2 separate regions of the Homo sapiens genome follow, and region 2 is linked to region 1. Evidence: read pairs that join two places in POLR2A ChIA-PET (ENCODE). Cell type or tissue: PC-3. All regions are shown on one strand. Each heading gives the region's core, and the rest is flanking DNA. Links, peaks and the distances in the headings are about the cores only.

Region 1 (10,239 bases), core at 2,163-7,162:
GTAACTTTTGTTTTGTTTTGCTTGCTTTCCCCCTGCATAGAAATTTCCCTTAAGGGAAGGGTGGGTCTAAACTACCTTTAAAATGAGTTTCCACTCCCTGAACAAGGCTTGTAAAAGCTTGAGAGAAAATGCCAGGGGAAAGCATGGAAACTTTCTGGGGATAAACTATGGGTCTCCACCTTTGCACTTAATCAGGGGACAGCCACTAACCCCAGTAGCTGCATGCTTTCTGCCACCTTCATCTACCTGAGCAAAACTTCAAGGACATGTTTATGCTGAATCTCCAGAGAGAGCAATAGAAGCCCAGCTTGAGGGAAATGACTGGACCTTGATTACTTAGGATAAAAAGAGATCAATTTATGGTAGGACTATCTATTTATGTCTGCACATTCATCAGGTTTGCCTAGGAAAGGAGTCTCAGAAAATGTGTTGGAATTGGGCACTTCTGATGTCTATCCTATTCCTTGTCTTGGTTGATAACACTTTCTCCAGTCCCCAGATCTCATTTTAGGAAATGAGACTTGTTATCAGGCATCCTAGAGCCTCCATATTTTTCTGAGTCTTTCTGTGTCTGCCGGCACCATTGACGTTGTTACTATTGCTGGTTTTCCTCTTATATTTTCTGTGAAAATGCTTAGGAGCTTTTAAGAACTGGTGGCCACCAGAGAGGTTAAACATTATAAACAATATAAAGCAAAGGAATCTTAGTGTGCTGTCTTTGGGGTGTGTCATTGCTGTACAGCTTCTCTTTTTTTCCTAAAAAACCCTAATCATCTTCTGTGGTGGGAGGGGTTGGAGTTGAAGGGATGGCTAGTTGAGGTGGGGGCAATTTGTGCTGTACCTGTCTCTGACAGTCTTTTAATTTTTCATTCGTCTATGCAAATTTATTGTAAAAGAGGTATGGCTTTTTCATTCTTTCACTCATTGACTTAGCCATTCAACAAACATATATCCAGCATGTGCCTTGAGTAGGACAAGGCTGAACACTGTTTTTAAAAGGTATGTTTCTGTAAAGATGCACTCTTCCCTGACCACCAGACCCTGCCAAACCTTTGAGAGAGTGTCTCTGAGAAGGAATGAGCAAGGGAAAATATCCCATTAGAAGGGAACTCTTGGGTCCTCACCCCTCCTGAGATAGAGATGAATAAGGGCATCTTCTAAAGCACTGAGAACTGTTAAGCTGTCCTTAAGCGGGTGAGGGATATGACTTTTGAAAATAATAGTAAAAACAGTTTATGTGGGGATAGTTTATGAGAGTTCACAGAACCCTTTCATGTGTGTTACTAGAATGAGTGTTGGGTTGAAGATTAGGCAGACATGCTCCCAATAATACTTTTGAAGCGCTGGACACATGCTGTGTTTCACCAAGAAGTTAGCAATTGTTCATAGTTGTAGTATCTGTGACACAGGTCCCAAATGTTCAGATTAGCTAACGTGACCAAAGAGGAGAGGCTTGACATCTCTTTCGCTTGGTTCCATCTCCTTATTTTGTCACTCAACCTAGTGTGTGTGGTCATCCGTTCACAAAACAAAACAGAGATGAAAAACCAACTTAAAAAAACAGGGCTGGGCACGGTGACTCACGCCTGTAAACCTAGCACTTTGGGAGGTCGAGGCAGGCAGATCACGAGGTCAGGAGATGGAGACCATCCTGGCTAACACGGTGAAAACCCGTCTCGACTAAAAATACAAAAAATCAGCTGGGCGTGGTGGTGGGTGCCTGTAGTCTCAGCTACTGGGGAGGCTGAGGCAGAAGTATCGCTTGAACACAGGAGGCAGAGGTTGCAGTGAGCCAAGATTGCACCACTGCACTCCAGCCTGGGCAACAGAGTGAGACTCTGTCTCCAAAAAAAAAAAAAAATGTATATATAATATATATAAAAATATATACATAATATATAAAATATATATTTTATATATTTTATATATAATATATAAAATACATATGTATTATATATTAAAAATATACATAAATATATATAGAGAGAGTGATGATTTTAGGGAACAAGTCTGATTTCAGGATTTTGGGTTGCTTCTGTTCCTCTGGGTGTTTTCTTGGACCCAGAGTCAATATTTAAAACAAAACAAAACAAAAACACCTACCAATTCTCAAGTTTTGACCCTTGTGTCATTTATCATCAGAAGTCATGGGATGCACAATTATAGGACCCAGGATTGAGTTAATCTTTGAGGGATAAATTGTGGCACATTCTGTTTTTGAGGGCTGTTGCAAATCTAAATATCTTTGTCAGTGATTTATGATCTTCTGTGATTGTTTATTTAGTTTCCTTGGTCAAAAAAAAAAAAAAAAAGGCAGCTTTTAGGGTCAGCCTTCTGTGAACAGCGGCTGGACATCTCAACAGCCTCAGCCCAGCCTTGGGCTTCTGCTGAGATGCAAGCATAATGACCAGGAATGTGATCTATCCCCAGCCAGATGGTCAATAGCTGGAAATACTACTCCCTCCACGGTAATTACAATCTAGGGGAGGTTGAGAGGGAGGATCAGCAAATCTGGTTGATCTGAATGGATTTCCACTCCACGTTCAAGCATTTTGGGTTTGAGAAAACCCCCAACACTTCGAGCCCTGGGCATTTTTTCCATTAATATTTTAAATTGATGTTCATGTCAAGGGAAATTTAATACATAGGTTTCTGATTCATTTACACTTAACTCATCAAAATATTGTTCTGTAAGAAGTGATTGGTGTCCAAGAAATCTTAAGAGCCTTTTTATAAGCTTTTAAACTTCTTTTAAACGTTAAGAAACAGAAGTTACAGTCTCCCCAGTGTAAACAGGAGTGAATCCCTGGTTGAGGGGGAGGGAATGCGGGAGGATGGAGAGAGTGGATATAAGGCGCCAAGACACACTGACCTCAGTCCTTGAGGGACAAGAAAGTGGAGCCCAGGACTTTCCAGTCCCCACCTAGTGATCAACGTCTCACCCACGGTCAGGGGAGCAACTGGTGGTTCTACTTTTTTGAATTCTGAAGGCAAAGGCAAGCTTTTTTTAGGGGTCCTGCTGTTGGCAGAGAAAGCTCCCAAGAGTTCTGCAGAGAAGAAGGATATAGACTCCAAAATTTTACTTCCAGGCAAGGCCTCCCCCCACCCTCTTTTTCCCCTTCAAAGAAAGTGCTCATAATGTATCCTTTCATTTATAATTTTATGAAGGTCTCAATTGAACATGTAAAGAAAGTGGAAAAATTCTAAGTTGCCATGGATGTTTGGCATTTTTCCTACTATACTAAAATCTACTTTCTGCCCCAAGCAAAATGGTTTCAGAGATTCCAATAAAAGGGGGTGGAAGACAGTGAGAGCAGAGGTCTGGAATCAGAGTCTTCATGAAATGTATTTGTATTTTAATTATTTGAATATGATCGACTTCTGTTTCACCCTATTTCACTTGGCTTCCTGTGGTAAAATACAGCTCCTTTGCATTTCATAAAGCTTGTAACTTCTGTAAATGAACACTCACGTGTTTTATCTTGTTTTACTCATCCTTCTACAAAATGATAACTGTAGCAGAATTCAGCATCTATGGCTTAGGTTTGTTTATTTGTTATATATTGTTTTTATTTTTCCTCTTTTGTTTTCTTAGAAGAGGGAAAGCTTGAGAATAAATCAGCAATGATAAAAATTTTGTTCTGTTTTTGGAGTTTTCAAAAATTCTCATAATTTTAAGAAAATGCAGAAAGCATTCATATTCAGAAAAGGAGCCAAGGAATAGTGTTAGACACCACTTCAGATTTATCCAATATAATATTTACAAAGTGGTGGCTTTTTTTCTTAGTGTAAGTTTTAATCTATTGGTATTAGCAATATCTGCTTTTCTCCTGCCTTGCTTTACACAGATTCATGATTTTCTAAAAACTGATGTTTTACTCAAATTGAGGTAGGTTCTTTTCTACTGTCTTACATAACTTTGGGTGCATAGACCAAGATTATTTATACACTGTAGAAGTCGATGGTATTAAATCCGCTCAAGAAGTAAGAGAAGTCAGAGGCTAAGTCACGAAAAACCTTTGTCAAAAGACTGTAGGGTGAATGTGGTTTTTGCATCCAAAGCTTTACCTGTGGGTCTAATATAGATTCTGTGCATTCATCTTCTGCAGGGACCATTTCAGTAGAGCCTTTTAAGACACATGTTTTGGAATACAGTCAAATGCGTGCTGCTGTATGACCAGCCTATTTGGTAAGGATTGCCCAAAACTTCTGTCTTGTCAGATTTAGATGTGGAGATTTTTTTGAAGAAATTGCATGTAGAAATTCTTCCATGAGTTCTGATAGGAACATGAAAAACATGCTTCTGAAAAACAGGGTAGACGTCTGAGTACTTTGAGACACTCATCTACTACTATTGTTGAAGTGTTTCTTTTTTTGAATAAAATTTTAAATAGTATTACTATTACCCTAATTATACTATTTATTTCACAGTTAAATTCTTTGCATCTTTTTTTTTCTTTTGAGAAAAAGCTAATGTGATATATATCTTCATAACTGCTATTGCCTTTTTAAAAATCTCTTTTTAAATGATGAATTTTACAACATCCCTGAAAGCTTAGGTTTGAGGTGTGTGCCTCTTACTAACATGAGGTGTCAGTGCTGATCTCTAACGTTGCTTTTGTGCTACTTGAATTATCAGTTGGCAAAGCAAATTCTTGTCCATGCAGGGTAGGGCTACACGTATTTTCAGCAAGGTTTTAAATTTTTTTCTCTGTTGAGTTAAAATTATGTAAAAAGAAAAATCAACTGATGTTAATAATGCTGACACCTATTAAATAATTACTTTGGTTTTGTGATCATTCCATTTAACTGTTGCAATTGCCCCAATTCATAGTTGAGAAAACTGTGACTTTAAAAAGTCATGTGATGCAGGTATTGATTAGATAAACCAGTACGGCTCCTTGCAGTGCTGGGTAACTTGAGCGTGTTGGCTGGATGATCTCTTTGTGATGATGTTTGTGTTAACGGCCCAGCATTAGAGTGGGGACTTAATTGACAAACAGAACTGTTTACATTTTCTTTGACGTAATATGTTTTAAGTTAGAAGAATAATTTTTATACCCAAAGCCACATTTTCTCATGTTAATTGTGTAGGTATATTTCTAGTTATTATTTGTTCATTGATACACTCACTTAATGAACGCTGACTCTTAGCTGAATAAGGCTGGAAATAGGCAAGGCACCTGGCTTTGCGTATATAATCAAATAGGGGAATTAATACAGAAATAATTAGAAAATCATGTAAGAAAGTCTAATACAAGTATTTTACAAAACAACTAGCTTTATCATATAACTTTCAACTTGAACATGACTTCCTAGTTAGGAAACCATTTTACCAAGAATGCAGGAAGTTAAGCCTTCATAATATTTACAAACACTCCAGAGTTAACTTTTTTTTCTGCCCTGTAAATATCACCTCAAGTATTTGGTTTTGCCACAAAACATTAGATAAGCCCAATTTAAACTGTGATTCCTAATTCTGGAAATATGCAAATGCTACTAAAAGATAAGCTTCATTTTCAGTTCCCTCATGGCTGTTAGTCACCAGAAGAAGGGAGAGTCAATTTCCAATTTATTTCCAATGTTAAAACCTTCATTTTGAACATTGTTTTTCATTCTAGTTATAGCTACATCTTACCTCTTTGCAATGGTGGGAGACCCTTCCCTAAATTGCCCTCTTCTTTATGGACTGTTAAACTAGCAGAAAGCGCTAATTAAATGATCATTAGCTTGAGGATGATTGATTACACTTAGATTTACATGTTGCCTTTTATGTTCAAAGAACTACTTAAGCATCAACTAATTAATCTGCAAGTGAAGAATACTTCCAGCATTACTCTATAATTAGACAATCTCAGGAGGAAACAAGAGGATTTCAAAGGGGAGTCAGATGGTTTCGCAGACCGCTACATCATTTATTTTTTCATCACTCAGGTAAAATGGCCAGACCTGAATCCAGTTGCCAACTCATTATTCTTATTTACAAATAAGTTCATTTTTAAAAGGCCAAAGTTGTATAACAGATGAGGAGTTGGAAATAAAAACAAATGAATAACCAAAAGTATTGCCTCTCATCTCAGCTGTTTGGGTTATTTTTAACACTTTATTCCCCATAAAGAGTGAAATTAAGCAAGTCTGTTTCATGACATGTGGTAGACTATCCTTTCTCTCTTTTCTTTCCCAGCATACTCTTATTTGCAAGTTAGTGCTGTATACGTGTGTGTTTGTAGGTAGACAGAGAATTGGTACTTCTTTTGGGCTTTGGTTTCCTAGGTAGTAAGATAGGACAGATCCAAAATATATATGATGGGGCTGACAAACAGAATTTTATAAATATTTTTGGGAAGCAAATGTTTGTGACCATAAGAATGATTGATTGATAGAATGTTGGGAATCTGTTTGGTGTAATAATGCATACATTGAAGTAGAATACATCTTTATAAATTCATCCCAAAATTATATTTAAAACCATAATGACTTTTTCACCAACCTAATACACATAGCAAGGACCTTGAATAGTAACAAAAGACAATCGTCTTACTCAGGCATCTCATCTGTATGTATGGGTCAGTAGGCCAGCTCTGACCTATACATACAGATTAGGTATGATATTAAAATGATACTAAAATGTCAAGCTTCTGTTGGTCAGATGGTTGTTTATCAAACTTTCCTTGAAGCATAAGCAGTCTTCTCAGCTTTACAAAATAGAGGGATGTAGCAATAAGCAAATTCAGTTCAAGTTTCTGTTTTTGGTTGGTTTCAGATGAGCTTGTGTCGAATGCTAAATTTTCCCTAATTCAGCAACTAGCTTGTATATGAAAATTAAGTGTTTGTGGGGGAAACTGCACCATTTATTTTTTTGAAAACTTATAGCTATGCATTGATTTGTATTAACTTCTCTCCCCCACTTCATCACAGTAAATTAAAGTGATGATCTGTTTTTAGGTTATGATTTGTTAAGTGAGTGTCTTTGGGAGCCGTCACTTGATTTCCTCACCAGGAGTATGCCGTTTCCAACCTGTCAAGGACAGCCTAGATTTACCATGCCACACAGGCATTCTGATACGAAATTCAAAAAGTTGGGATTGTTAGAAGAGCTAGAAAGCACAGATTGCACTCAGTTGGACAAAGATAAACAGAAAGCTTGCTTTTTTATGAAATTGGAGATTAAATGAGTTGATGGAATCAAGCCTAGACAGCCACATAAGCCAGAGTGGAAAATTATAGACTAAAATGCATCTGATACTGAAGAGAATGACTCTCTCCAAAAGCCCTCACTTTTTATTTGATTCAAGGAGTCTTTATAAGCTCAGCAAACCCTAAGATTTTAACAAGAAAAACAAAAGCCTCCAAACAGCATGGCTTTCATCCAGCGCTTTTGTGATTTACAAATGACCAGATTTAAAACTTTAATCATCTCACACCTAGGGATTTTTTGGATTTGTTTTAGTTTGTAAGGCATGTCCACAGACAAAATGACTCACAAAAAACAGAATCAGCCTAAACCCCCAATTGGCCCTATTCCTCTGTCAAATCAAGACAGTCAGTTTTGCCCTGGGATTTCAGAGTGTCCCCAAGTGGCCCTTCTATTGACGCAATGTTCATCTTGCAGCTATAATCACTGGTTTCTTTTGAAGTGTACTTAAGCTCTTGCTTAAGTAAATCCATTCATGGACAATTATTTAAGAGATTGGAAAATTCTTTGTTCACGTGAAACCTTTCTTCCTGAGCTTCCTTATAACTTGAGATGATGACTTCTTTGGTCGACTCAATGCCATGCTTCCCACTCTGTGAGCCTGTTTTATAGAGGCAGTATAACAGGTGATGTGAAGCCTTGATATACATTTGGAAGGTATGTGGAAGCTAAGAAAGTGCCCTTTGAGAATCCCTGGTCACTTCTGAAATTGTAATTCCTAGGAAGTTACTGGAGCTAAGACTTCTTTTTAGAGGGAAACAGAAAAAAAATAATAGGACTATGAAGATCAGGTCTTGATCCTTTCAGAGTTGCTAATGCTAATGTCACTGTTCTTCTTTTTTTTTTTTTTTTCCTTCCAAAGATAGAATGACACTAGTTAGAAAAATAAAAGTCTGTTATTTAACATTTCAGATTATGCCTCCAAATCCTACAGAAGTATAACAACCATAGAACAGACAAACACCAACAGCATCAACAACAGAGAAACTCAGTCCAGGAGGATATGAAACCCTTTGTAATAAAGAAAGCAACATCCATGAACATTTGTGTACATGTGTCTTTATGGTAGAATGATTTCTATTCCTTTGAGTATATACCCAGCAATGGGATTGTTGGGTCGAATGGTTCTGTTTTTAGCTCTTTGGGGAATCATTACACTGCTTTCCACAATGGATGAACTAATTTACACTCCCGCCAACAATGTGTAAGTGTTCCTTTTTCTCTGCAACCTGCAAGCATCTGTTTTTTTTAAAGTTTTTTATAATAGCCATTTTGACTTGTGTGAGATGGTATCTCATTATGGTTTAGATTTGCATTTATCTCATGATCAGTGATGCTGAGCATTTTTTTGTTACGCTTGTTGGCTGCATGTATACCTTTTTTTGAAAAATGTCTGTTCATTTCATTTGAAAAGTTTCATTTCATTTCCTTTGCCCACTGCAGCACTATTCACAATAGCAAAGATAGGGAATCAACCTAAATATCGATCAATGACAGATTGGATAAGGAAAATGTGGTACATATACACCATGAATGCTGCACAACCATAAAAAAGAACAGGATCATGTTTTTTGCGGGAACATGGATGGAACTGGAGGCTATTATCCTTGGTAAACTAACACAGGAACAGAAAACCAAATACTGCATGTTATCACTTACAAGTGGGAGAAAAATGAGGAGAACTCATGAACACAAACAGACACTGGGATCTACTAGAGGGTGGAAGGTGGGAGGAGGGAGAAGAGCAGAAAAAATAACTACTGAGTACTAGGCTTAGTACCTGGGTGATGAAATGATCTGTACATCAGACTTCTGTGACACAAGTTTACCTATCCTGCATATGTACCCTTGAACCTAAAAGTTTAAAAAAAGAGAAAGCAACAGCTAACTTAACCCATTCACTGATGTGCTACAACTTTCTCCCATAGGAAGATGCTCTCCCTAGCTTGTATCTTATAGTGATTTAAAAGCACAGGTTGAAAAATCCCTACTGGCCTGTCCAGACTTGGGACTCCTCCCACTTCAGTTCTTTACATTTGCAAAATGGAATTGAGCACCTTCCTCATGGAGGGTGACCAGCAGTCCCAGCTTGCCCAGGACACTCAGTTATAGCCAGTGATATGGTTTGGCTGTGTCTCCACCCAAATCTCACCTTAAATTGTAATCATCCCCACGTGTCAAGGGTGGGGCCAGGTGGAGATGATTGAATCATGGGGGTGTTTTTCCCCATACTGTTCTTGTGGTAGTGAAAATCTCACGAGATCTGATGGCTTTATAAATGGGATTTCCCCGGCACAATCTCTCTTGCCTGCCACCATGTGAGAAGTGACTTTGCTCCTGTTTTGCCTTCCACCATGATTGTGAGACCTCCCCAGCCATGTGGAACTGTGAGTCCATTACACCTCTTTTTCTTTGTAAATTACCCAGTCTTGGGTATTTCTTTATTAGCAGCATGAGAACACACGAATACAGCAAAGTTCCAGGGAACCCATCAGTGGTGAGCAAACTGATATGTTTCGTCACCCTGTATGAGAAAGAAATTAGAAAATGTGTGCAATATATATAACACAGTGCCTGGCACATAAGAAAAGCTCAGTTTATGTTAGCTATTATTACATGGATTGGAGGGGGTCAAACTTGGTCTTCTTCCCCCCGCCCCAACATATGCATTTTATAAAATAAGAAGGAAACACAGCTTTCCATGACCAGATGTCAGATTGGGTCACAATCTTCCTTATGACCCTGAGGGACTTGGAGCAGTGTGTCATCCATCCAGGGTAGAGTGTGGAGTGTAGACAGGATGGGAATTGAACAGCCACATGAACAAGGGCATTTTGTTTTTCTCATTTTCTCTGTGCTATGCTGATGTGGATTTCATCTCAGCCCAATTCTTCCTATGGATAATTTCAGTCCTAAGCTTCTGAGGTCCCACATTTTCAACTTTATAAGGTTGGTGCAAAAGTAATCACATTTGCCATTAAAAGTAACAGTGGCCAGGTGCAGTGGCTCATGCCTGTAATCCCAGCACTTTGAGAGACCGAGGT
Region 2 (10,239 bases), core at 1,946-6,945, 120 kb after region 1:
TAATATATTAAATAGAAATATGTAATTAATATATTAAATTATATAATATATAAATAGAAATATATATGTTAATTATATTTATATATATAATTAATTTCCAAAGTTACTGTGAATTTTTAGTGGTTCTTTAAAGTGTTCTCCACTGTCCCTCCTCAGAAATATGGAACTCCATGTGACTTTTCCAGCAGTGGGTCCCATTCACACTCACACTCCATTTCACAGAAGGTTTGCTCTTCTGAAGTCCCGTCCCTTCCTCCTTGTGGCTAACGTAGAGCCTAGGGTTAGCCAGTTGGACATTGCTTCTTCGTTCCCTTGTGAACTCAACAAGTTTTCTCATTCTGTCACCAGCAATGGCCACCCAAGTAAATGAAGGCAATTAGGCAGGGTGGGGACTGCAGCAAATTGTTGAGTTCAAAGCCCTAAGTGTCTTCAAATTCAGGTATATATATATGATATGCAGCATCCAGGCCAAACAAGTTTCAGACCCCCTGTGGCTCTAAGGCTGTCAATCTCCACCCAGCTTCTGCAGTCCCCATCCCTTTGTGTTCCCATGCAATCCCATGTTTATTTGTATTGCAGTACTTGCCAGACTTGATCATATTTTGTAACTGGTTAGTTTCCTCCTTTTTTTTTTTTTTTTTTGAGATGGAGTCTCCCTCTGTCACCAGGCTGGAGTGCAGTGGTGGGATCTCAGCTCACTGCAACCTCTGCCTCCTGGGTTCAAGTGATTCTCCTGCCTCAGCCTCCTGAGTAGCTGGGATTACAGATACGTGCCACCATGCCCAGCTAATTTTTGTATTTTTGATAGAGACGGGGTTTCACTATGTTGGCCAGGATGGTCTTGATCTCCTGACCTCATGATCCGCCCACCTTGGCCTCCCAAAGTGCTGGGATTATGGGCATGAGCCACCGCACCCGGCCTAGTTTCCTCCATTTTACTGTGAAGTATTGAGGACAGGGACCCTGCCTGAATCATCTTTGTATCCTAAGAGTAGGACATGCTTGCTTGGGATCTAACGGGCTCAATGGATGGTTGAGTAAGGAATTAGCTTATATCTAACAATCCTCCAGCAGTACCTAAGGAGAAAAGAGGCAATCTATGAGAATGTGTACTGACAAATGAAAACCACCTGAACACACAGAGCGATGCACAGGCACACGTTTTCCTGGGGTAAATGCTGTGACAGCTGCAGAAGGTCCACACCCACTGATAGGGTTTGGCTGTGTCCCCACCCAAATCTCATCTTGAATTGTAGCTCCCATAATTCCCATGTGTCATGGGAGGGGCCTGATGGGAGGTAATTGAATCATGGGGGTGGGTCTTTCCCTTGCTGTTCTCAGGATAGTAAGTCTCACGAGATCTGACGGTTTTATTAAGGGGAGTTCCCCTGCACATGCTCTCTCTTGCTTGCCACAATGCAAGATGTGACTTTGCTCCTCCTTTGCCTTCTGCCATGGTTGTGAGGCCTCTCTAACCATGTGGAACTGTGAGTCCATTAAACCTCTTTTCTTTATAAATTACCCAGTCTTGGGTATGTCTTCATTAGCAGCATGAGAACTGACTAATACACCCACCTAACCACCCTCAGTAGCAGAGTTCTCCAAACACTGGCAGGCAGTATGCCATCCGAAATGGGCTTTGGAGATAGAGCAGCACGAATTATTTTTTAATTGAAATATGTAAAATTTGAATTAGTGCATGTGGACTTCAATTGCAGAGGATTCACTGTGTTTTCTTCTGATTTATCCTTAAATCTGTATCTAATTACCCTTTTATCATAATTATTGCTTATAACGACTCTTTGGTTAAAAGAAATAAAGCTCAAGACTGAACATGTAGTTTGAGGAATAAACTCTGGACTCCGTCCATTTCCATGATTGCTTCAACTCTGGAATAGGGGGAGGTATGAAGGAACCATATGGGGTCTCCGTACTTAATAGGCCCCGACTTCCTCATATGCTTGTGTGTGCATGTACACATGAAAGCATCCTTACTCTGAACCAAGAGAAGAATAAGAAATGCTCCAGATGTAATATTTCTTTTTCTTGGGGATAAAGAAAGGGCTGTGTGAAAATGAGCACAAACACCCACGTTCTTCTCCTCTCTTCCCACAGAAACATCTGTAGGAATGTGTTCATCTGAGTCTGCATGGGCCCTGGCTGTCCATCGTCCTATTTTGTTTAACATTTATCTTGTTGTCTTTTTTGCACCTTTCTTTCTTTAACAGACAAGGTTTAACTCTGTCACCCAAGCTGAAATTCAGTGGTGTGATCACAGCTCACTGCAACCTTGAACTCCCAGGCTCCAACAGGTGCACACCACCACACCCAGCTAATTTTTAAATTTCCTGTACAGCTAGGATCTCGCTGTGTTGCCCAGGCTGGTCTTGAACTCCTGGTCTTAGGCAGTCCTTCTGCCTCAGCCTCCCAAAGGGCTGGGATTACCGGAATAAGCCACTGCTCCTGGCCTTTTTCTGCAACTTCAGTAAGCAGTCAGAATCATAATCCAGAAAAGTGTAAATTTGTTTAAATACTTCTCATTTAAATTCATGAAAACATTTCACATTCAATTATGCAATACCTTGCTTGTTTGTATTTCCACTCTCCACAGTGAGAACTTTGGCCACCTTTTGGTGCTAATCAGGACCAAGGCACAGGTTCAATTCTTGTTTTTGCCATTTGGATTGCATGGGGAAATTTTCTGGGTTGGGGGCCACAGGGCAAAATCTGAATATTGGACAATCTTCTTGGAAATGCATCAGAAGGAGAGTGTGCATGACTCAGTGCTTTGGCTCTGCTGGGAAGCAGCTGAAAAGTAAAGCTGCTCTCTTGGTATTGGTGGTGAGGATCAGGCACACAGGCAAGAATGGAACACGTTTTTGACCCAACTGGCTTGATGTCATGTGCTCATTCCAAGGCAGAGTATAAAATGTGCCCTCCGCAGACTCACCCCAGAGACTGACCCAAAAGGGCCCCCAATCCCTTTTGTTGTGTCTTGCCTGTGATTGGCACCTTATGCTTCAATTTAATGACTTGATGCTTTAAATCTTCCCTTGTTCCTTAGCCTAGGGTGGAATACACCATTCATTCATTCACACAATAATTTACTCCACCAACTAATGATTTAGCATCTCCCACATTTAGACCCAGAAGAAGACGCCTTAACAAATGAGACAGACACAGTTCATATTGTCAGCAACCTGTCATTGCAGCAGCAAGAGACAAAGAATAATTGTACGAGCCCATGCAAATGTATTCACCAGATGGAGTTAGGTGAAAAAAAGAAAGGCAATTCAGAGGAAGGGGATATAGAAGGAGGACAGGGTATTGTTTGGGGAAAAGTACAGTGCCGGGGTTAAGTACGTATGTTCTGAAACTAGACTGCCTAGGTTTGAATCTTGTCTCAATATCCACTAATGTGTGACCTTAGAAGAATTAACTTGCTTGTGCCTCTGTTACAACATCCATAAAATGGGGCCAGTAATGATACCATTTTTTTGGTTTCTTGTGAGATTTAGATGAGTAAATATGCGTCAAAAAGTGAGAATCAGGTCTGGCTCTGTGAGTGTTAGCCGTTCCTTGTTCTCCTTGCCCTCTGCCTACTCTGCTCAACATGGCTGTGGACCCACAGGCCCATTTCCTACATAATCCCAATTTATCTAGAAATAATTGGTTCTTTCTTGAAATAAAATTCATTTTAGATGCCTACGGAGGAGAAAATTATTTCTAAGATTTCCTTCCATGCCAACAGTAGGGGAAGATAGGATTTAGCTTTGAAGATTCCTTTTCACAGATGATTTGGAAAGTAAGAAGGGAGATTTAAAATGTTGTCTAACAATTTTTTTTAAAAAAACGATGCTACAAAGCTAAACTTTGTAAAATTGTTGATATTTACTGTTGGCCTAAAAACTCAGCAATTTCACATGGCTAAACTCATTACACAAGCAGACATTAGGCTGGATTTCTTACTTTTCAAACAACTGAACATCTCATGGCATCAACCTTATTTACTCACTTTTGATAAATAAGTACTGACTGACCTTTCCCCGTGCTCTATGCCGTGACTCACAAGTGAAGTTAGGTTCAGTAGTTTTTTGTGAAAATATCTTTTAAAAATTCGCTAAGTCCGCATGATGCATTTTTCTTAATACAATTATTTTCCATCTTTAACTTGCACTTGACTTTCATTGGGGAGCCATTAATTTATTTTCAAGTACAGATAAAACTGCCAAAAATACAATATTAGTATCATTGCCCATGGGAAGAAATGTTAGTGTACTTTTTTTCTACATTATAGACTAGGAATAGGGAGGGAGGGAGGTAGATATGTAGGTAGGTAGGTAGGTAGATGATAGATAGATAGATAGATAGATAGATAGATAGATAGATAGGGAGGGATGTAGGGGTTGTTACATCTTTAACTTCCACTCCAAACCTTGTTATCCTAATATTTAATTCTACCTTTATTTCTTATAATCTTTTTAAATCCTTTGTCATAAAGAAAAATTGCTTATACTAGTCTGGAGCCAATTTTTTAAGTCAGGTGAGCAAGAAAATGGGATGCATGGTTTCTAGATGTTTACACACAGCTAGATACACTAAACTAATAGATTGTTGCTTAAGGACATTTCACTTTTTGTGTTTATACATGTGTGAGAGATACTTCAGTGAAAGGCTGGAAACTTCCATCCCAAATCAGCTGTCTCTGGCTCTTGATTTCTCTGGTTCCAGGCCTTTCAGGATCTCTTTGTCTTTGCCACTGTTTCTCTGGCTTCTCCTACTCCTCAAAATTCATGATCGGAAAACCTCCAAAAGGTTAGAGACTCATAGATGGGCGGTTGGTGTGTGAGCATCTCTGAGTCAGAGTGGCAGGAAGCGTGACCAAACAATTCATTACCTTGGCATCTCAGGGGTCACCTGGGTTACCTGACAGCCCCTAATTAGTGGGTGTGAAACATCTTTTCTCCCCCAGGCTACTGAGCTAAAGTGAAGACTTCATTCTTGCTAGAGATTGATAGAGAAAAGTGGGTCCCTGGGCACAGCCTGTCTTGCAGACAGCAGAAAGCTACTTTGGAACGTCCCTCTGGAGGTCGTGCAAATGTTTTTATATCTGGAAACAGTCAGTGTTTTTTATGGAAACAGAGCCAGAGCTGTGATTAAAATAGCCATGGAGCTACTTTCTGTTTCAACCAACTCAACAATCTTAAAACCAAACAATTTTTAAAAAATAATTTTATTTTAAATTTGAATAAGATACAAATCTAGTTTCTTTAGGAATGAATTTTTCTCCCGTTGGGCATTTTAGATCTTTATTAAAAAGAAAGCATAGACATTCTCAAGAAAGCCTATCCTTATATTTTGAACAAATAATTGATTATTTAAAAACTCTTTCAGCGAGCATTTATTGAGTTCTTACTGGGGGCAAAGTGCCAGGTCAGGCCTTGGTCAAGTTCCTCCCTGCAGCAGATGGTATGGTGAGTGGGTTTTCTTTTGGCGTTGTTTGTTGGGTTTAAATCTGTACAGCTCTATCTCATGTTCAACGATAATGTGCTCCTGAAAAATTGTATGTAAATCGCATTTTTAAAAATGGAGTCCATTTAGAGTAATAGTAATCAGTTTGCATTTATGTGACTTTTCAGTTATTGAGTTAATGAACTATATACTGAATGGTTAAAAGTTCCTTTGGAGTTTCTCAGCTTTGGTACTGCCAATATTTTGGGTTGACAAATGTTTTTATCTTAGGGGCTGTCTTGTGTACTGTAAGATCGCTAGCAGCGTTCCTGGCCTCTACCAAAAATGTCTCCCGACATTGTTGAATGTCTCCTGGAGGGCAAAATCATCCCTAGACAAGAATCATGACTATAGAATAAAGTGTATGAATTTTAAAAGAGAGATTTAGGTTAGAGAAATATTCTTTTAGTGTCTTAATTAGTAAAATAACTCTCAATTGCCAAAATTTTCTTTCACTGTAATTAAATAAGTATATATTCATATTTCCTCAGTAACTAAGTTCAATGATAGCAAAATCAGTTTTTATTATGATTAGACAGCATCACCCTTCAATTTCAAAAACATTCAGTAGTTATTAGAACAAATTACAGCCATGTGTCTAGAATAATTGATCGTCTAATAAAAACAAAAACTCCCTCCATATGTCATCAATTTTATCACTCAAATAGTCACAGCCCAACTGTAAGAAATAATGAGATTTTTAGTTCCCTACCATGCAACTTTCTGAGTGGCTTGGAAAGTAGACTTACACTGGAATGAGAGTTGGTAGCAAGGGCCCTGTGCATAGTCTTATTCCTTCTCCTGTCTTCCCGCATTTGACCTTTCATAACCAGAACTTCCTGATCCCTAACTCCTAAGAAAATAACATTTCTTCTTAAGATTAAATGGTGATTCATTTGATGAATCAGAAAACTCATCAAAACATACTGTTATGACTATGAAGAACCTAGGAACTACCTAGTCATTTGGGTAGTTTACCAAGACTCAGAAATTGCTTGCATTTCAAATTGCCTTTAATTATTGGAGAACTACCGCAAATTTTTCTCCTAAACGAATACTCCATTATTACGAGACACCTGGTAATGCAAGTTTTAATATGTTTACTATAGGCAATGAAGAAAGTGAACTCTATAATACCCAGCTTGATGGAGCTAATGGCAGAAGACCAGTTAATAAAACTAACACATTCCAATTGTTTGATATAAGAGGTTGTTGGGAGTGTGACTTTTTTTTAAAAAGCCATTTAATTACATACCCTGATGTCTTCACTCAGCCATTCCCTAAAATATATTTTCCCAATTTCAGCATATACCCCTTCTCTACTCTCAATTAGCTATTGCATTGGGCCTTTGCTTCCAAGCCCCATAAGTAATAGTAACTTAATTTTCCAAGTCATAAATCAGGTAAACTTATGCTGCATAGCACGTGTTCCATTTGTTTTTAATCAGGGGCAGCCTGGTACTCAGAGGTCGGAAGCTTTAATTCAATGGGGTCCTGTGTCTTTTTGGAGGGAGAAATCTTTTGGCTTCTTAGAATTCCCTTTGTGAATGTTTTAAGTATCCTTTTGGCAAAAGTTTGAATATATAAAGTATCTCATATGGAATCCTTTAATTCACTCACCTATACACACTCCCTTTTACTTCAGCTCTAAGATTAAAAGAAACATTTAACGACATTTTTATACTCCTGTATTCTCCTGATTTTATCTATTGTACTTAAGAAAAATCATACATTTAGCTGCTGGCGAAAGAGACACAAGAGAAGAGAGTTAAGAGATGTTTGATTTCTAGAAATCATTTCAAAGAAATAGCTCTAACAAACAGCAACATCACTGATATTGTTTAGGTTCCATATTGTCTTGAGAAAAAAGAAATGACCACATAAAAACCTTTAGAGTTTCTAAAAACTCAGAGTCCCTAGCACAACATTTTATGACTGAAAATCATCTTGGAGGTACTTCCTATAACCCTCTCATTTCACCCACAAAGACAGTGATACCTAGAGCGGTTACAAATCCAGATAGTTGTCACAGCCTATTAGTGCCAAGCTAAAATCAGAGCTCCATTCTGCTGTTATTCTATGCCCTTTTATATTGTACCTATTAGTAAATAATAGCTAGTAAGTATGTATTTAGTTATTCATACACTCATCTAATATAAAACATCCAAATATTTGAAAGTTTCTTAATTATTTACCAATCTTTACTATTTCATCTAGACATATTGCAGTAAAATTTTAGAACAGAAAGAATCAAGAGAAAAATCCCAAAAGCTATCAGATAAGAAAAAAATAAAGATTACCTATAATAGAAGAGAAATCATATTGACATATGAGTTCTCATCAATGTTAGACAGAAGAATACAGTAAGCACTTTAAATGCTGGAAGAAATTTAAATTTTAAAATGCTACAGGAAAATTTATTTTAGCCCATAATTCTCTACCTAGTGATATTATTCGAGCATGAGCTTGAAAGGAAGATAGCTTTCTACATATGAGTAATAAGACAAACTCCTGCAAACACTCTGAAGGTATTATAAGAAGTTATATAACAACAAGAAAGATGAATCCAAGAGAAACTAATGAGATAGAAGAACTAAAGGTTAGCAATGAAACTAGGAAAATTTGATGTTAAGTTTAATAAGCATTCATTGAAAAAAATCTGGAACTACACTTTTAGAAGCTATCTATTAGAATTTATTGAAGCATAAAATGGGAGTATGAAAGAGTAGAAAGATTGAAGTAGCTACATTTGTAAACCAATTTGTAGGGTAAATTTGTAGAAGTTATTAACATTTAAAATGGACATTTCCTATGAACTAGCAGCTCTTTTTCTCAGGTGTTGCCATTAAGAAAAACATGCATATGGCCAGGCGCATTGGCTCACACCTGTAATCCCAGCACTTTGGGAGGCCGAGGCGGGCGCATCACGAGGTGAAGAGATCGAGACCGGACTGGCCAACATGGTGAAACCCCGTGTCTACTAAAAAAATACAAAAATTAGCTGGGCGTGGTGGCACACGCCTGTAGTCCCAGCTACTCAAGAGGCTGAGGCAGAAGAATCGTTTGAACACAGGAGGTGGAGGTTGCAGTGAGCCAAGGTCGCACCACTGCACTCCAGTCTGGTGACAGAGCGAGACTCTGTCTAGGAAAAAAAAAAAAAGAAAAAGGAAAAGAAAAGAAAAACATGCATATGTGCACAAGGATGTAGAAAGCCCAAGGATTTCATAGCAGCAATTGCTCCTAATAGGAAAAAAAAAAATTTTTTTAAGCTGTCTTTCAGCCAAGGAGGATAGCTAAAAAATGGGGTATATCTTATCATTGAATCCCTAGTAGTGATTAGAAAATCAAAAAGGAAAACCAAAACAACACAGAAAGACCTGACTCTGAAAGACCTTTGGGGCACTTTTTTTTTTTTTAAACTGAAACATTCAAGTTGCATGCATGTGCCCACAGAATATATAAAGTAATGAATTTGATGTGTATCTGTACATTTGTTTTTACATGAACTGTACTATTTTACATATGTATGTAAATGCACAGAATTACATATGGATTAACCACTCTTTAACACTTTCCAAACCAAGTGTGTTTTTCTTTAGGGCCACTGAATGAGGCATTTGTTTATGAATTCGTTCATTTTCCTCTGATATGTATCATATTTATTGAATATCTTTTATATGCCTTGTCTTACACTGGGACCTAAAAATGCGGTTTATGCTCACCTTGAGCTTACTTTATATTACAGGAGCCAAACTAATAGCTAAGATAACAAGAGTTTACAATAGGATACATATAGGCAAACATCAAGGAAAAGAGGAGAGGAAGAAGTATCTCTATTTGAAGGCTTACGGAAGACTTTACAGAGCAAATGGTCAAACAGGTTGGCCTTTGAAGAAGTAACACTTTGTCAATACCAGAAATGGAAGAACGTCCGGAAGGAGAGTCATATAGACCGTGTAATGGAATAGTGACATGGATGTCCATAGCCTCGGTGGGAACATGTGAATATTCTAATGTCTGTGAAAAGCGTGTGTTTAAAATTTCATCTTTCATACTACAGAGCAGGGCTCCCCGACCTTTTTGGCACCAAGAACTGGTTTCGTGGATGATAATTTTTCCACCACTAGGCATTAGATCTCATAAGGAGCGCACAACTTAGATCCTTCCCATGCATGGTTCACAATAGGGTTCGTGCTCCTATGAGAATCTAATGCCGATGGCCACTGATCTAACAGGAGGAGGAGGAGCTTAGGCAGTAATGCTCACTTGCCTGCCGTCACCTCCTGCTGTGCGGCCCCGGGGGATTGGGGACCCCTGGTATAGAGAATAGGGAACCACTAAAGACAAAAGATATGAATATAATTAGATGTTTGTTTGCAGAATGATAACTTGATAATATGGAAGACAGGGATATTAGAGGAAACTAGAACATGGCAAAGATTTCTTAAGAATCCAGGTGAAAGTGTCATGAAATTGGAGAAGAAATTGATGCAATTCATACTTCAGAAGGATGAACTTGAAAGAAAAAATGTTCCCCGGTAATTTGGGGACAGTTTTCAAGTGATTTATCAATTTTGTTTTTTGTGTCTACTCTCTCATTTTCCCTATTGTCCGAGTTTTTTTGGAGGCTGTGGTATCCAGTAGATTAAAGAAATTTTACTGTGAGAATAATGAGTGGCCCAAAAGCCTGAGAGATACAGTTGTAGATTTTGGTGGGAGGGAAGGATC

The links. Peaks named below come from ENCODE experiments on the same cell type or tissue, not always from the same donor. Only the 100,000 strongest peaks of a DNase experiment are listed, where the experiment ranks them.
Region 2: POLR2A ChIA-PET joins it to region 1 with 5 read pairs; 3 of 35 experiments call an interaction of 5 or more read pairs at or near these places.

The regions. Positions count from the first base shown.
Region 1 is chr17:72,019,848-72,030,086 of GRCh38, reverse strand. ROCR (regulator of chondrogenesis RNA) reads left to right here and starts at 4,108. Exons shown (of 3, transcript NR_110876.1): 1 at 4,108-4,189; 2 at 5,783-5,934; 3 at 8,108-8,236. RefSeq lists enhancers at 1-308, 9,409-9,508, 9,529-9,598. In PC-3, for the core only: no CTCF peak of the experiment used is centred there; no DNase peak of the experiment used is centred there.
Region 2 is chr17:71,895,682-71,905,920 of GRCh38, reverse strand. No RefSeq gene overlaps it. Among named protein-coding and RNA genes, the nearest start is that of ROCR, 130 kb to the left of the region's middle. RefSeq lists an enhancer at 4,390-5,589. In PC-3, for the core only: no CTCF peak of the experiment used is centred there; DNase peaks (open chromatin) are centred at 4,040, 4,890 and 6,360; H3K4me3 peaks cover 1,032 bases; H3K27ac peaks cover 3,424 bases.